Linked DNA regions of Homo sapiens: region 2 is linked to region 1. Evidence: chromatin loops called from intact Hi-C (ENCODE). Cell type or tissue: PC-3. All regions are shown on one strand. Region 1 overlaps TSG101 (tumor susceptibility 101). Region 2 holds the start of LDHC (lactate dehydrogenase C).

Region 1 (8,000 bases):
CCTGTTTCACTCAGAGTTCAGTCCAAAGTTCTTGGGCCCAGAAGGCCCTACATGATCCTGCCCTCTTCCCCATTACTTTTCTGACCTCATCTCCTACTGGTCTCCTGTCTTAGGATTTGTCCACGGCCTATTTCTGTGCATGGATCAGCCAGGCCTATCCTTACCAATTTGCTGCCACCACCACCAATCCCCCCTCCAACCCCCCACCCACACACTCAACATCCAGAAGAGTGCTTGGTATATAGAAGTTTGCTGTTGAAGAGATTTGCTGAGTTCCTGAATGAACATAGAATCTTGTGAAGTTTATTTTTCTGTTATGTTTTCTGATAACTTGTAACCATCCTGAGGTCTGATGTAAATGTCATCCCCCCACCCCATAAAGGGTTATTTCCACCGTTTTTCTCATTGATACACACTATTCAGGTTCCAGTGGTGTGGTTTTGATTTATTAAAATGTATTTGTCATTAATGTAACTACAATATAATGAAATGATTGGAGTTAGAAACCTAAATGATAAAAGGTCTTTAATCCATAAGCAAAGCACACTAAATCTGGTGAAGCTCTCTTATTTTGGTTCAGCATTATCAATAAAATAGGAATAGTGCTGTTTGTCACCCTGTTTCTCATTGAAATAATAGTATAATCCTTTTGATTTGTAGAGAACCTTAGTTTACAAAGATCTTTTTTATATTAACTTGTTTCATTACATTAGGTACGAAGCATTTTTTTATAGCTTAGATGATTTCCATATATCCAAAGAATAGAAATGTGTGGAAAATGGTATATGTGGAATCAGATCTCATGTTTATGATTTTTGAACGGGTAATCAAATCAACTAATATTTTACTCTACATTTTCAAGAGTACTGTCTTAGGCATATAGGCTAGAGGCAAATTATTTTATGATAATTTAGGATATCCTTTAATATATATTGTTTTTCTACCCTTTGATCTTTACCTACTTGATTTGATTTTTTTCATCATATTTCATTAGTTGAACATTTAGTAGTCTGTTGAACTTTAGACTTAAAGGAAAGCAGAAACATAAAAGTATCATTTAGATATTAGAGTCCACAGTCACATTTTCTCAGTATATCAATGGTCACGATTTGGGCTGTTATTCTGTTACTGAGGCCATGAGAAAGAATGAATTTGGTTATTTATCCTTGTTTTTTTTGTTGTTGTTGTTTTTGAGACAGACTCGCTCTGTCGCCAAGGCTGGAGTGCAGTGGCGCGATCTTGGCTCACTGCAACCTCCACCTCTCAGGTTCAAGCAGTTCTACTGCCTCAGCCTCCCAAGTAGCTGGGATTAGAGGAGCGTACCACCACACCCGGCTAATTTTTATATTTTTAGTAGAGACAGGGTTTTACCATGTTGGCCAGGCTGATCTCCAACTGCAACTCCTGACCTCACCACCTGCCTCAACCCACCAAAGTGCTGGTATTACAGGCCTGAGCCACCACACCTGGCGCTATCCTTGTTTTTTGATACAGGATCTTGCTCTCTTGCTCAGGCTGGAGTGCAGCAGTGCTGTCTGCCCACTGCAACCTCCATCTCCTGGGCTCAGGTGATCCTCCCACCTCAGCCTCCTGAGTAGCTAGGACTGTAGACACATACCACCATGCCCGGCTAATTTTTGTATTGCCCAGGCTGGCCTTGAACTCCTAGATTCAAGTGATCCACCCGTGCTGGCCTCCCGGATTACAGATGTGAGTCACTGCACTAGGCTCCCTTGTTCTTTTTGAAACTTAGCAGTTTCACTCTGTAGATTTATTTTATTTTATTTTATTTTATTTTATTTTATTTTATTTTATTTTATTTTATTTTATTTTATTTTTGAGACAGAGTTTCGCTCTGCCACCCAGGCTGGAGTGCAGTGGCATGATCTCGGCTCACTGTAATCTCTGCCTCCTGGGTTCAAGTGATTCTCCTGCCTCAGCATCCTGAGTAGCTGAGACTATAGGCATGTGCCACCACACCCACTAATTTTTGTATTTTGTATGTTAGCCAGGCTGGTCAATCTCCTAACCTCAGGTGATCCACCTGCCTCGGCCTCCCAAAGTGCTGGGATTACAGGCATAAGCCACCTCACCCAGCCTGGATTTTAATTTTATGGTGTAATCTGAATTAAGAAAGATTTAAAATTTACCAGATGTTCAAAAATATTAGTATATAGTATGGTACCCAGAAGAGAATGGTGTTCCACTCAGTGACACTTCCATATGTTGTGAATTTATGTGTGAGGAATGTCAGTGGACTAATTGGCCCCTCCCTTTGGAGGATGTACTGTCAGCTGTGCTTGTGCCAGAATCTCCAGGTTTATTTGATCTCTGTAGAGTACTTTTTTTTTTTTTTTGAGACGGAGTCTCACTCTGTTGCCCAGGCTGGAGTGCAGTGATGCAATCTCAGCTCACTGCAAGCTCCGCCCTCCAGGTTCACGCCATTCTCCTGCCTCAGCCTTGATCTATGTAGAGTCCTTTTATCAGAGTGCTATAGACATCTTCAACCTCAGTTTACATAGTGTTTTGAAAACTAACTAGGGGAATGAGGAGGTGGTAGTCGGTGAATAATGAAGGAACAAACCAATTCATGTAGCAAAAAAAAAAAAAAAAACCTAACTGGTAGTATGCATTGAAACTTAACACAAAGATTCTTTTTCCTGTTACTGTAGGAGCAAAACATAAACTGACTATACCTATCTTAATCAGTTTCACATACAAGATCCCTGAAAAATAGTGGGTATGGATGGGCACCAGGTGAGCCACCATGAAGTTTCTCTACCACAACCACCACCCCTGCCCCTGGTAAAAAAAGAGGAAGTTAAAAGGCTTTGGTGATTCCTTACTCCAGTCTCAGCAGTGGTGAAAGTTCTCTTTTGAAGGTTGACTTATTTTAAAAAGCTATATAGATGATTGTAGTTGATTTATAGCTCTGAATCCTAGGCTTTAGGCCTTTAACATATACACAGTTTGACCTTTCAGTAGTTGCAGTTTAATAATAGTAAAATTGAAGAGTAGGTGTTTATTCCCGGTTAAAGCCAATACCTACCACAGAATTTTTCTTGGTAAAACTTCATAAATACTGTATATTTCAACCTCTGAGTTTTAAAAATGTCATTTTAAGATTTTGTTCCTAAAAATCAAATAAACAAGGATCAGAAACAGTAAGTTTGGAAGGGTGCTATTAACAGAGATTCAGGGACCAGTTTTACCTTTGTTAAAGTGTTGTTTAAAAATGTGGGAGTGGAAAACCCTGAAAATGCTGCAGCTGAATGATGTGTTTCTGTAGTTTCCACTCTTTAGTCCATACTGAATATTTAGATAAAGAAAGGAAAAGGTGAAGAAAAATAAGAGAGCTTACCTGTTAATATTTCTTTGAGGACAGAAGCTAGTAAACATGACAAGTTTTTCTTGACTGTCTTATCCAATGCTGTTCTTCCCTCTGGCCATCCTAGATTAAGTGTTTGGCCTACAGAAACTGTACTTTCAGGATATGGCACCCAAGGCACCCAGCCCATGTGGGTTTACTAGTGCACGCTTGCTTGTGTGCAGGTTTGGGTGCCTCTTCCCCACACCTTTCACAGACTTCCTTTGGGAATAACTGCCTCATCTTCAGGATAAGTAGCGTTTTCTTCCAATCCTGGACAGTCAGTGAGTCATGAGTGAAATTTAAATGCTGAGAGTTTAGTCTGCTAAATGTTAAATCCTTTTCTGCCAAAGCAATAATGATAACAGAAATAATGATAACAGAAATTCAAAGCAATAATGATAGATTTGAAAGCTTTTAAAAAAGCTATTGTGTAAGTTAACAAATGATTTTTATTTTGTTAGTAAAGGAAAGGTAGGAGAAGCTGATTCATTTGGCTTCCTGTCGTTATTCCTATAGAATACCTCTAACATAATAGATTCTTAAATTAGTCTTTTCACAAAACGTTAATTTTAATGGAATTACTTTGATTCTGATTCATTTTTTTAAGAATAGAATTTTAACTCTCCTTCAGATTTATTGGCTTTTGTGCTTATGCCTACCAGGTAGCATCTTTCATCTTTTATGACTTACTATGATAGCTGAATGATTTTGTCACACTGTTTCTTTTTTGGAGTAGTTATTATTTTGCTGTCTCATTTTAGCAAGACTTATACCTACTTACCTTCACTTTTGAAAACTTTAATTTTTATGTAAATGAATTTAAACTTTTTTTGTGGTGTGTGTTTATTTTCAAGAAGTGTAAACCTGCTGATAGCTTTCTTTAAATTTTTTCTTATTGATTGTGTTGATAGAAACTTTCTAGAGCTCAAGTAAAGCGCATTTTTCTGAGTGTTTAAAAGATAAATTGAGGCCCCCTAATTTCTTTGGAAGAAAAGCTCCATAGCCTGCACAAAGCCTGTAAGTAGTATTAGAAGCTTACATATTCATACACTATAAATAAAAAGGACTTTTGTAAGCCATGTAATGGATTTGCAGTGTTTGCACTTAATAGCACAGATCAGAACTCCTTTGCTCATACAGTTGTCTGAAATGTTCTTCCTTCTTCAGAGATAGACCTGTTTTTTGTTTTTTATTATGAAAGAAAAATAATCCTCATATGTTCTCGGTCTAGTTTCTAAATAGATGGTCAGTAAGCTACTGTGTGGGATTACTTGGGCTCCATAGTTTGCTGTGTAGCACAGATGCCAGACCTAGGACCATTATGTGGGCCTGAGCAAGTAACATCCAGGAGTAAAAATGCTGGGCAGGTAGTTTACTTTTGCTGATTAAGGGTGAGGTCAGAAAAATTATCGTTGAGTTATAGTTTACTTTGGGCTTATGGATTCTTTCTCTAATATAAAATAGCTTCATTTGAGTTCCAGGAAGTAGTGATCGTTTGTAAATACTCTTAGGAGATAAATGAAACCGGGTGTCTTAAGTGTTTAAATAGTGGCTTTAAATCAGGTAGTGTATACTAGTGCACTGTGAATATACTTGCATAAATTATTCAATGAATTTTTGGGTCCATTGAGTGTAGAGTGTTGGTTTCCTAATACTAGAAAAATTATATCTTATTTCCTAAGGATTAAGTTTGGAGATCAGATCCTACCTGACATTTAAAGGAAGTTTTGCTTAAGATTGTTACTCAAAGTCTGTTAGCTCTTCAACTGCTAATCTGGAATTGTAGAAGGGCACTTTTGAAATCTGACTCTGCTTGAGTAAAAAGGTCAGTGTGTTGGGGACTTGGGGTATGGCAGTTTGCCAAAAACTCTTCTTATTCTTGTTATAGCAGGTATAGAGAATATTCAAATTTCTTCTAAGATGTTTGAGAAGAAAGTTTGGTTTGGTAAGTGTTCACAAAGTAGATGAGAATCTTCCACCAAATCTTTTTTCTTATTTGTTTGCATAAACATTATCTTAAAGTGGCATGGTTCATCGAATTTTGAACTTTGATGAGTTTTTCTTTTACTTCTTTGAAAAACTCTGGGTTTTTCTTTTTTTACTTTCTTATTTCAGATCTTAGTTATAATTCCTTTTTTTTTTTTTACAAAGTAGTTCGATTTTTTAAAGTTTAGATATACTTCACAGTGAAGTCTATGTGTGATAGAGATAAGACTAGGTCTAATCTTGGTGTTTGTAACTTCCTCAGGTGAACTGTGACCTTTATAGGCCAAGCGACTGCTGCCTCGGCTTGGTTCTTATTTTGAGGGTTAATGACTTTGGCTGGAAAGTCTTGGCAAGGACTTATTTGGTGGTATTATGGTAGCATTTGCCTGAACATATTCTATAAAGAGAAACAGAATGTAAATTCCAGGATTTAAATGTGTGTTTTTAAAAATAAGGATTTAAAAATTTAGCATCAGTATAATTTGACCCATTAGACCAGATATAATAGCTTTAACAAAGTATGTTGATGTGTTTATGTGTGAAAAATTCACTAACTATAAAAAGACTCTTAAGTTTTCATTAGTTCTGATAACTTCTGTGCCAATGAATGGAATACCACCACTGTTGCATGTGATTGAATGCTTAATTATAGACATATCATTTAGGTACGTAATCTATGGGAGAAGGATTTTCCTTCCTGTCTCACAAGAACCATCATAATATTTCATATAGATTATAAGACAGGTTCTTCTAGAAAGGTTTTAAAATTCCTTTTGCTAATGCAGCCTTACTATAAACTGGGGACTTAATGAAATCTTCAATAGTCATCATATCATGAATCATCCTTTGGATATGAAATTCTAAACCAAACTCTTGTAGAAATTGGCTCTTTTTCACTTTCTTTAAAGGACTTTTTAAGTACAGTATAAGAAATTAGAGATTTTTATTCGGTCTAAATTCTGTCCAGATGACTGAACAGCTAAGACTTTAATTCATATTAAGTCTGTGAAAGAGAGCTCACTCTCTGACGTATTTTAATCTGTATGTTCAGTGAGTGTGGAAAGATGTGTTGCCTTTTTATATGGCCTCATTTGAAGTAGACCGACTTATTCTACAAATTGCCATGAAGAGCAAGTTCTTGATTAGGTAAGAAAATACTCTTTAGTTAAGGACCTGTAAAGTTTGGAAGTTCACAAAACCACCTGCACTTCTGACACTCATTGCAAGTTCATGGTTTCCCAAGGCCACCCTAAAGTTCTATAATTATCTAGAAGGACTTTAAAAGCTCACTGAAAGCTATTATACTCACAGTTATGACTTATGGCAAAAGATACAGATTAAAATAGGCTGAGGAAAGACACGTGGGCAACCCAGAAAGTTTCAAGTGCAAAGCTTCTAGTTGTCTTCTCCCAGTGGAGTCATAGGCAGTGCTGACTTTTCCCAGTAACAGTATGTATCATTATGCATGGAGTATTACCCACCAAGGTAGCTCACCTGAGCCTTGGGTCTAGAGTTTTTATCAGGACTTGGTCATATAGACACCATTGACTGCCTGTGAGGCTGACCTTTAGTCTCCAGCTCCTCCAGAGGTTGAGCTGTTACCTATCACTGCATGGCCCAGACCCCCCCATAAATCACACTGTTAGACTGTCTGGTGTAGATAAAGAACACTCTAATTAGTCAGGAAGTTCTGAGGGCTTAGACATCACCTCCAGGAGCCAAGGGCAAAGGCGTGGCCTCTCTGGGTAAAGTTAATTCTTTACTACACAGAACCAAGCTGTAAGGCATTTTGCCTTATTTTGCTTGAACTTTAAAAATATCCGAATACAGGAGCTGCTGCTACCGTCGCTGCAGCCACGGCAGGCACCGCCACCGCTGCCAGAGGAGTGGGCTTGGGAAAGAAGTGGTCACCTCACTTGGAGCTTTGCTCAGAAGCATCCTCGTCCCCTGCAGCCCTCCCACGGGAACGACTGGATAAAAGTGAGCTGGTACAGAAAGCCAACTCACTGAGCAGGCTGAGCGCTATGATGATATGGCTGTAGTCACGAAGGCAGTCACAGAACGAGGCATGAATACTCCAACGAAGAGAGAAATCTGCTCTCTGTTGCCTACAAGAACATGGTTGGTGCCCGCTGCTTTCCTGGCATGTCTTCTCCAGCATTGAGCAGAAAACAGAGGAATGAGAAACAGCAGCAGATGGGGAGAGAGTAGCATGAGAAGATAGAGGCAGAACTGCAGGACATCTGCAATGACGTTCTGGAGCTGTTGGACAAATATCTTGTTCTCAATTCTATACAACCATTTTCTATTTGAAAATGAAAGGAGATTATTTTAGGTATTTTTCTGAAGTGGCATCTGGAGACAACAAACAAACCACTGTGTGGAATTCCCAGCAGGCTTACCAGGAAGCATTTGAAATTAGTAAGAAAGAAGAAATGCAGCCTACACATCCAGTTTGACTTGGTCTGGCACTTAATTTCTCAGTCTTTTACTATGAGATTCTAAACTCTACTGAAAAGGCCTGCAGCCTGGCAAAAACAGTATTTGATGAAGCAATTACTGAATTGGATACACTGAATGAAGAGTCTTATAAAGACAGCACTCTGATCATGCAATTACTTGGGACAGTGTTACTCTGTGGACA
Region 2 (8,000 bases), 83 kb after region 1:
ATATTTTAATAGGGAAAAATGATATAAAAATAGTTTTTCAATGAGCCTGGGTGACCGAAAGTCAAGGTAAGTAAATATTAAGATGTAGCAAAAATTGTTTGACTTCATATAATTGTTAGAACTTTTTAGAGCTGGGTGTTTTTTGTTTTTGTTTTTTTTTGCCATTCAGATAACAGTTTGAAACCAAGGAAAATAAAATGATTTCAAAGGCTTTTATTATATTTAGCCTTTATTTTTGTGTTTTTTGTTTTGTTTTGTTTGAGATGAAGTCTCACTCTGTCGCCCAGGCTGGAGTGCAGTGGCACAATCTCGGGCACTGCAACCTCCGTCTCCCAGGTTCAAGCAATTTTCGTGCTTCAGCCTCCCGAGTAGCTGGGATTACAGGCGCCCGCCACCATGTCCGGCTAATTTTTGTATTTTTAGTACAGACGGGGTTTCACCATATTGGTCAGGCTGGTCTCAAACTCCTAACCTCAAGTGATCTACCCACCTCAGCCTCGCAAAGTCCTGGGATTACAGGCCTGAGCCACTGCGCCCGGCCAGGATTTTATTATATTTAACCTTAACCCTAATTTCTGAGTTGGCTAAAGCTGCTTTTAGTATGCGTCGTTATGGCCCAAACAGGAAGGTAACCACCTCTGATGAACACTTATTGTTTTCATCTGTCTAGTGTCCCTTTTTCTGGTAATAGAATTTCTCTTTTCCATGGGAACCCATTCCATATGTTTCAGTGCAGTACAATTAACATTGGTTTTCCAAGCTTAGGGTAGATGGGCATAAAACCAGACCTAGCCAATTGTTCCATCCTTTCCTTCTGGTCACAGAAATCAGTTCATAAGTGGACATATGGCCCAGGTATAAGAAACAAGCATGTCTATGAAGTTTGAAAATGGAAGACGGAAGATTACATCTCACTTTTCTTTGGAATCATAAGCTCTAAGAATAACATGCAAATCTAAGAACATTAGTAAGGACTGTAGAGTTGGAGAAAAAACAAGAATCTAAGAACAAACTGTACAGCCATCTTTACCACCACATAGAAAGGCTCTACGAATTAAGCCAACAGAGAAAATCTAAACCAAGATATACAAAGACTATGTCTTGATATGTGTGAACTTCAGAATCCGGTAGTACCTGAAGCAGTTTTGCCCTATTTCCAGTTACATGAACAATATTTCGTCTTTTTCTGCTTACCCTAATTTAAACTGGGTTTTTGTCACATGTGACAGAGTACGGAACTATATACAAGGAGTGTATTCATTCAGATTTCAATAGCCAGATTCCAAAAGCGAACAGTAAGGGAAAGAAGTAAAAGTCCCTACTTAAGGCCAGGCGTGGTGGCTCATGCCTGTAATCCCAGCACTTTGGGAGGCTGAGGCAGGCGGATCACGAGGTCAAGAAATCAAGGCCATCCTGGCCAACATGATGAAACCCCGTCTCTACTAAAAATATAAAAATTAGCTGGGCGTGGTGGCACATGCCTGTAGTCCCAGCTACTCAGGAGGCTGAGGCAGGAGAACTGCTTGAACCCGGGAGGCAAAGGTTGCCGGGAGCCGAGATCCTGCCGCTGCACTCCAGCCTGGCAACAGAGCGAGACTCCGTCTCAAAAAAAAAAAAAAAAAAAAAAGAGAGAACAATAAACACTGGGGACTCCAAAAGCAGAGAGGGAGGAGGGCACAAGGGTTAAAAACAATACCTATTGGCAGCCAGGTGTGGTGGCTCATGCCTGTAATCCCAGTACTCTGGGAGGCCGAGGCAGGCGGATCACTTGAGGTCAGGAGTTCGAAACCAGCCTGGCCAACATGGAGAAACCCCATCTCTACTAAAAATATAAAAAATTAGCCAGGCCTGGTGGTGCATGCCTGTGGCCCCAGTTATTCAAGAGGCTGAGGCAGGAGAATCGCTTGATCCCGGGAGGTGGAGGTTGCAGTGGGCCAAGATCGCGCCACTGCACTCCAACCTGGGTAACAGACAAATCCTGTCTCAAAAAAAGAAAAAGAAAAGGAAAGTCAGAAAAAAAAAGAAAGGAAAAGAAAGAAGAAGTTTAAAAAAAAAGGAAAAGAAAGAGAGAAAGAAAAAGGAAGGAAGGAAGGAAGGAAGGGAGGGAGGGAGGGAGGGAGGAAAGGTCAAAGGATACATAATTGCTTTCAAGGGATTAACCTTGCAACCCTGAATACATCGACATATACAACACTCTGAAGTGCTCACTTGATTTTCAGCCACAGGATGGGCTTCTCACTCACCTTCAGTAAGATACTAATAGCACAAGCCATGCCTACGGCACCAGTTCCAACAATAGTAATTTTACACTGGGAGTTTTCATCATCCTCAATTAGCTTCTCAATTAGCTGCTCCTTGACAGTTGACATTTGGAGAACCTGATAGGGATAATGCAATTTCATTGGATTAACCACACTGAACATCTAAGAAACTACCTCTTCAGTTTGCAGAATGTTGGAGCCGGGGATGGGGGGAAGCCAAAGAAAGAATTTCCTGGTCAAAGGATGCGGGGAGGGTAAAGCAAGGCCCAGTCTACCAGGCAATGGGAGGGCTGGGGCACCAGCGGGCTTTTGGATTTCTCCCTGCCCCCAGCCACCACTTTCACCCCAGCACCACACGCTCACAAATGCTTTGCTTGGCGCAATCAGTACAGATGACCCACAGGGACAAAGCACCACCTTTGAAGGAAGGCACAGAAGTGACACCAGAAAAATACACCAACGACAGTTGAGGCGCTAAGCCCGTCGACGGTTGCCCTCCGTGCGACTCGAGACACGCACGTTCCCCCGCTCGGCTCTTATGCGTCAGCACGCAAGCTCCGCCCCCCGCCGGCCCAGGCGCGGGCATGGGGCGTCTTTTCTGCCCTGGAGCGCAGTGTGGGTGGCGGCGGTCCAGATCACCGAAATGCTGATGGGAAGAATTCTAGACTGGCCCAAAGAGTGTGCAAGACGGGGATATCCATGCATTGTTTGCAGGATTTTAAAAAATTATTAACTTCTGTAACTTCAGGACTGAGTGCTGAAATAAAGTTAGAATTTCTCTTGAGAGAACAGAGGGTGGTAATGAAACGCAAAGACGCGAAGGATGCTTTCAATTTACAGCAAGAAATTGTTAATATTTATAACTCATGGCCGGACGCGGTGGCTCACACCTGTAATCCCAGCACTTTGGGAGTCCGAGGCAGGTGGATCACCTGAGGTCAGGAGTTTGAGAACAGCCTGGCCAACATGGCGAAACCCCGTCTCTACTAAAAATATAAAATTAGTCGGGCATGGTGGTGCATGCCTGTAGTCCCAGCTACTTGGGAGGCTGAGGCAGGAGAATCGCTTGAACCCAGGAGGCGGAGGTTGCAGTGAGCCAAGATCGCGCCACTGCACTCCAGACTGGGCAACAAGAGAGAAACTCCATCTCAAAAAAAATTTACATATATATTTTTTTTTTTGTGAGAGAGATATATATCTCACAGAAGGGGACACAACCTACTCCATCTTTTGTAGAGTATTTGCATTTGAACCTTTTTCAAAATCCAAAATATAATTTATTTTTCTTATAATAGCCTGTAGTGTTGTTATTGTTGTTGTTTTTGAGACAGAGTCTCACTCTGTCGCCCAGGCTGGAGTGCAGTGGCACAATCTCAGTTCACTGCAACCTCCGCCGCCTGGGTTCAAGCAATTCTCCTGCCTCAGCCTCCCAAGTAACTGGGACTACAGGCGTGCGCCACCACGCCCGGCTAATTTTTGTATTTTTAGTAGAGATGGGGTTTCACCATGTTGGTCAGAATGGTCTCCAACTCCTGACCTAGTGATCCGCCCTCCCAAAGTGTTGGGATTACAGGCGTGAGCCACCGTGCTGAGCCACCGTGCCCAGCCGCCGGGCAAATTTTTTTGTATTTTTTTGTATTTCACCTTGCTGGCCAGGCTGGTCTCGAACTCTTGACCTCAAGTGATCCACCCACCTCGGCCTCCCAAAGTGCTGGGATTACAGGCGTGAACCACCGCACCCAGTCAGTATTTGTTTTCAATATGGTTCAGATTATGCAATAACCCTGCTTTAAACTCTTCCGTGGCTTTCCATTACAGGTAGAGTAACCCACTTTTACCACAACCTAGATCTTCAAGATTTGGCCTCCTACCCCCACTTCCCATATCATCTCAGGACACTCAATACACTTCCTTCCAACTAGGCTTTGGACAGCTTTTTTGGATCAGGACTTTTTGCTGTTCTTTAAACCAAGAAAGCTCTTTCCCCAGCCCTTCTCAAGGTTAATTCCTCATTTTCAGCTTTGCACATACATACTCTGGCTTTCCTTGACAAATGTCAACTACCATCATTTCCTGTATATCTCTCTCTTATGGCACTTTTCTCAACCAGCAACTAGCCTGAAGCTAGAGGCCTCCTATAGCAGACAGGAGCAGCAACCACTTGGTCCTATACCTCCACAGCAACCTCATTTATCCCCGGGCTGAGAGGGAGATTGCTGGCCTGGATGGACTGGAAATTTAAGCTCTACACCTGCCTCAGGCCCCTGGCGGCCAAGGAAGGTATCAGCTTGGTAGTGGCCAAACTGATGCTAGATGACTAGAACTGGCTCTTCATCCATGCCTGCCCAAATACTCCAAACTTACTTAACATTTTGCTTACTTGATTGCAGTAACTTTAGAACCAAAATTTGTCTTTATTTATTCTTGTACATTGCAACATTTACCAAAGCATAGTAGGTACTCACTAAAGAATTTTTGGGCCAGACATGGTGGCTCACTCCTGCAATCCCAGCACTTTGGGAGGCCGAGGCTTCAGCCCAGGAGTTCAAGACCAGTCTGGCAACATAGGGAGACCCCCATCTCTACCCCCAAAAATAAAAACAAAATAAAATAAAATAATTTTTTTTGAGACAGAGTCTCGCAGTCTCGCCCAGGCTGTAGTACAGTGGTCCGATCTCGGCTCACTGCAAGCTCCGCCTCCCGGGTTCACGCCATTCTCCTGCCTCAGCCTCCCGAGTAGCTGGGACTACAGGCGCCCGCCACCATGCCCAGCTAATTTTTTGTATTTTTAGTAGAGATGGAGTTTCACTATGTTAGCCAGGATGTTTTCAATCTCCTGACCTTGTGATCCACCCGCCTCAGCCTCCCAAAGTGCTGGGATTACAGGCGTGAGCCACCGCACCTGGCCAAAATAAAAAAAAAATTTAAAGAATTTTTAAAGAACATGGCTTTGAAGTACTGAGTTTTATTTTGGCAACATGGGCTTTAGTGGGGGAAAAAAAGGAAGTAGAACCATGTTCTGAGCATCACATTTGCTTCTACACTAACTGGCAACTTCTGTGAGATGGGGATAAGGCCTGCTTAATTTAGTTCCCAAGGTTACTATGGAAAAAAAAAATCAAGTTTCTTTGCAGAGTTGGCCTATTCCTTGCCTGGGGCAGGAAGGTACAAACTGAACCTGGAACATTTATTTTGCCCATAAGTAAGGAAACTTTACAAGATTGCATTTGAAAATTCATGAAAGATTAATAGAATCAGTCTATTTCACTTAAATATTATTTTTCAGTCATGTTGGTATTGACTAATTTATTGTATCAAATAATATAAAATTAATGTAAATTTAAAAATTTTAAAGACTGAAGGTGACTCAAAGTTTACAAAAGGCTACAGGATTAAGTACAGGCCTCTTTTTGTGCTAATTAAAATATTCTTTTTTTTTTTTTTGAAACAGGGTCTCACTCTGTCACCCAGGCTGGAGTACAGTGGTGGGATCTTGGCTCACTGCAACCTTTATCTCCCGGGTTCAAGGGATCCTCCCACCTGAGCCTCCTGTGCAGCTAGGACTACAGGCACCTGCCACCACGCCTAGCTAATTTCTTTTTTGTAGAGACAGGCTTTTGCCATGTTGCCCAGACTGGTCTGGAACTCCTGGGCTCAAGCAATCTACCCACCTTGGCCTCCTAAAGTGCTGGGAATTTGAAGCCACTGCACCCAGCCTATATTCTAAGATTAGATACTGGTGATGGTTGCCAACTATGTGAATACACTAAAAATCCACAGAACGATACGCTTTATAGCTGTGTCCAACCCTTTGAATGTGAGGACTCTTTAGGTGGCAGCAGGTATCCAGATCATGAACTTTTTTGTAGCTCATCAGCTATCATTAGTGTTAATTTCTTTAATTTTTATTGAGACAGTCTCGCTGTGTTGCCCAGGCTCGAGTGCAGTGGTGCCATCTTGGCTCACTTCAATCTCTGCCTCCCCGGTTCAAGCGATCCTCTCACCTCAGCCTCTTGTGCCTCAGCTTCCCAAGTAGCTGGGATTACAAGCATAGGCCACCATACCTGGCAAATCTTTCGATTTTTAGTACAGATGGGGTTTCACCATGTTGGCCATGCTAGTCTTGAACTCCTGATCCACCCGCCTCAGCCTCCCCAAGTGCTGGGATTATAGGTGTCAGCCACCACAGCTGGCACATGTTAGTGTATTTAATGTGTGGCCCAAGACAATTCTTCTTCCAATGTGGCTCAGGGAAAGCAAAAGATTGGACAACCAGGCTTTAAGATAATTCCTTCCCTTAACTAGCTCTCAGGAAAGAATCTTTGGAAAAAGATCCTGGAGTTGGGAATGACAATAATGTTGTTCAGTTAACCTTTACAAGTATGGTTTTCAGGCCTGGATAAGGGTCACAGTTGTATTTTCAGAAAAATGTGCAGAAAACTTGAGTAGACATCCACCAAGGTTACTTGTTTTTTTTGGTTTTGTTTTGTTTTTTTAACAGATGGGGTTTTGTTGTGTTGGCCAGGCTGGTCCCCAATTCCTGGCCTCCAGTGATCAGCCCACCTGGGCTTCCCAAAGTGCTGGGATTATAGGCATGAGCCACTGCACCCTGCCTTAAGATTGTTTTTAATTGTTACCAGCTTCCAGAGGACAAGATCTCAAAAATCTGTGTTCCCTATAGTGACACACTATCATTGCCTATATTCAGTTGGCAAATAAATTTTACATTTACATATAGAATGTTACTTTCCAATTATGATTAGCATTATTATCAAATATATAATACTTTGGGACTTACAATGGAAGTGGTACCAATACAACTCAGTTGACTATTACATCCTCTGCTATTAGTCAATAATATCCCTGTTAGAAAAAATCGTTGCAGGGTTGCCCAAGAATAGCCTAATATTTCCAAATTAATATAATAACTAGCAGCTTTATGACTTTATATCTTAATATAATGAATTAACCAAAGTAGTCACTGTTCAAGGTTTATTGGGGGTTTTAGTTGGTATAACACTTGGATAGTTGGTTGCATTGTTTGTATGTAGATCTTTTTACATTATATGGTAATGTACACTACTGATATAGTTCACAAAATAAGATCCTTTGGAAGAATTATGCACAAGACATGATATTGGATTTATACACTGGATCCCAGGATGTGACTCACTGGGAAAAAATGTTGGACTAGGCATGTTCAGTGAAGGAGCCAGGAAGTTATATAACACACGGTAAACATCCACCTGGCTCAAGGGGCAAATGCAGTACGTACAGCATTGGCAGTGGTGCGTCAGAGGTGGCAGAACTATTTCACACTAACCAGTTGAAGACTACACAAGATTAATACCATCCAGCATCAGGATATAGCTGTGGATTTTACAAACCATTCTTATTTCTAACTTCAGGAGTTGATGTTTTTCCCAGTCCATCTTAAAATATTACTGCTTTAATCACAGATCAGATAAAAAGGACAACATGCACAACCTCCACCTAGAATCCTGTTGTAGCCTAGACAGTGAAATGATATGACATCAGAAGACTTTAAAATTGCAGCTCCTTTTGGATCCCCCAAAGTGTATCTGCACTCTTCTTCAAACGGGCCTCTTCCTCAGAAGTCAGAGTCACCTTCACAAGGTCTGAGATTCCATTCTGTCCCAAAATGCAAGGAACACTAAGGAAGACATCATCCTTTATTCCGTAAAGACCCTGAAGATGAAATGAAAAAAAAAAAATCTC

Evidence for each region. Hi-C counts contacts between places; a loop is a spot of excess contacts. Peaks named below come from ENCODE experiments on the same cell type or tissue, not always from the same donor. Only the 100,000 strongest peaks of a DNase experiment are listed, where the experiment ranks them.
Region 2: a loop joins it to region 1, with 2.7 times the contacts of the local background. A loop is called at or near these places in 11 of 110 quality-filtered maps.

The regions. Positions count from the first base shown.
Region 1 is chr11:18,490,281-18,498,280 of GRCh38, reverse strand. The region is part of intron 7 of TSG101 (tumor susceptibility 101); the gene reads left to right. It also overlaps the pseudogene YWHABP2. Among named protein-coding and RNA genes, the nearest start is that of TSG101, 33 kb to the left of the region's middle. In PC-3, no CTCF peak of the experiment used is centred here; a DNase peak (open chromatin) is centred at 4,760; H3K4me3 peaks cover 1,505 bases; H3K27ac peaks cover 3,524 bases.
Region 2 is chr11:18,407,087-18,415,086 of GRCh38, reverse strand. It overlaps LDHA (lactate dehydrogenase A), which reads right to left. Exons shown (of 8, transcript NM_005566.4): 8 at 6,662-7,970. The coding sequence ends at 7,806. It overlaps LDHC (lactate dehydrogenase C), which reads right to left and starts at 2,769. Exons shown (of 8, transcript NM_017448.5): 1 at 2,679-2,769; 2 at 2,244-2,378. The coding sequence starts at 2,369. In PC-3, CTCF peaks have their summits at 4,316 and 4,529; DNase peaks (open chromatin) are centred at 4,546 and 7,486; H3K27ac peaks cover 2,192 bases.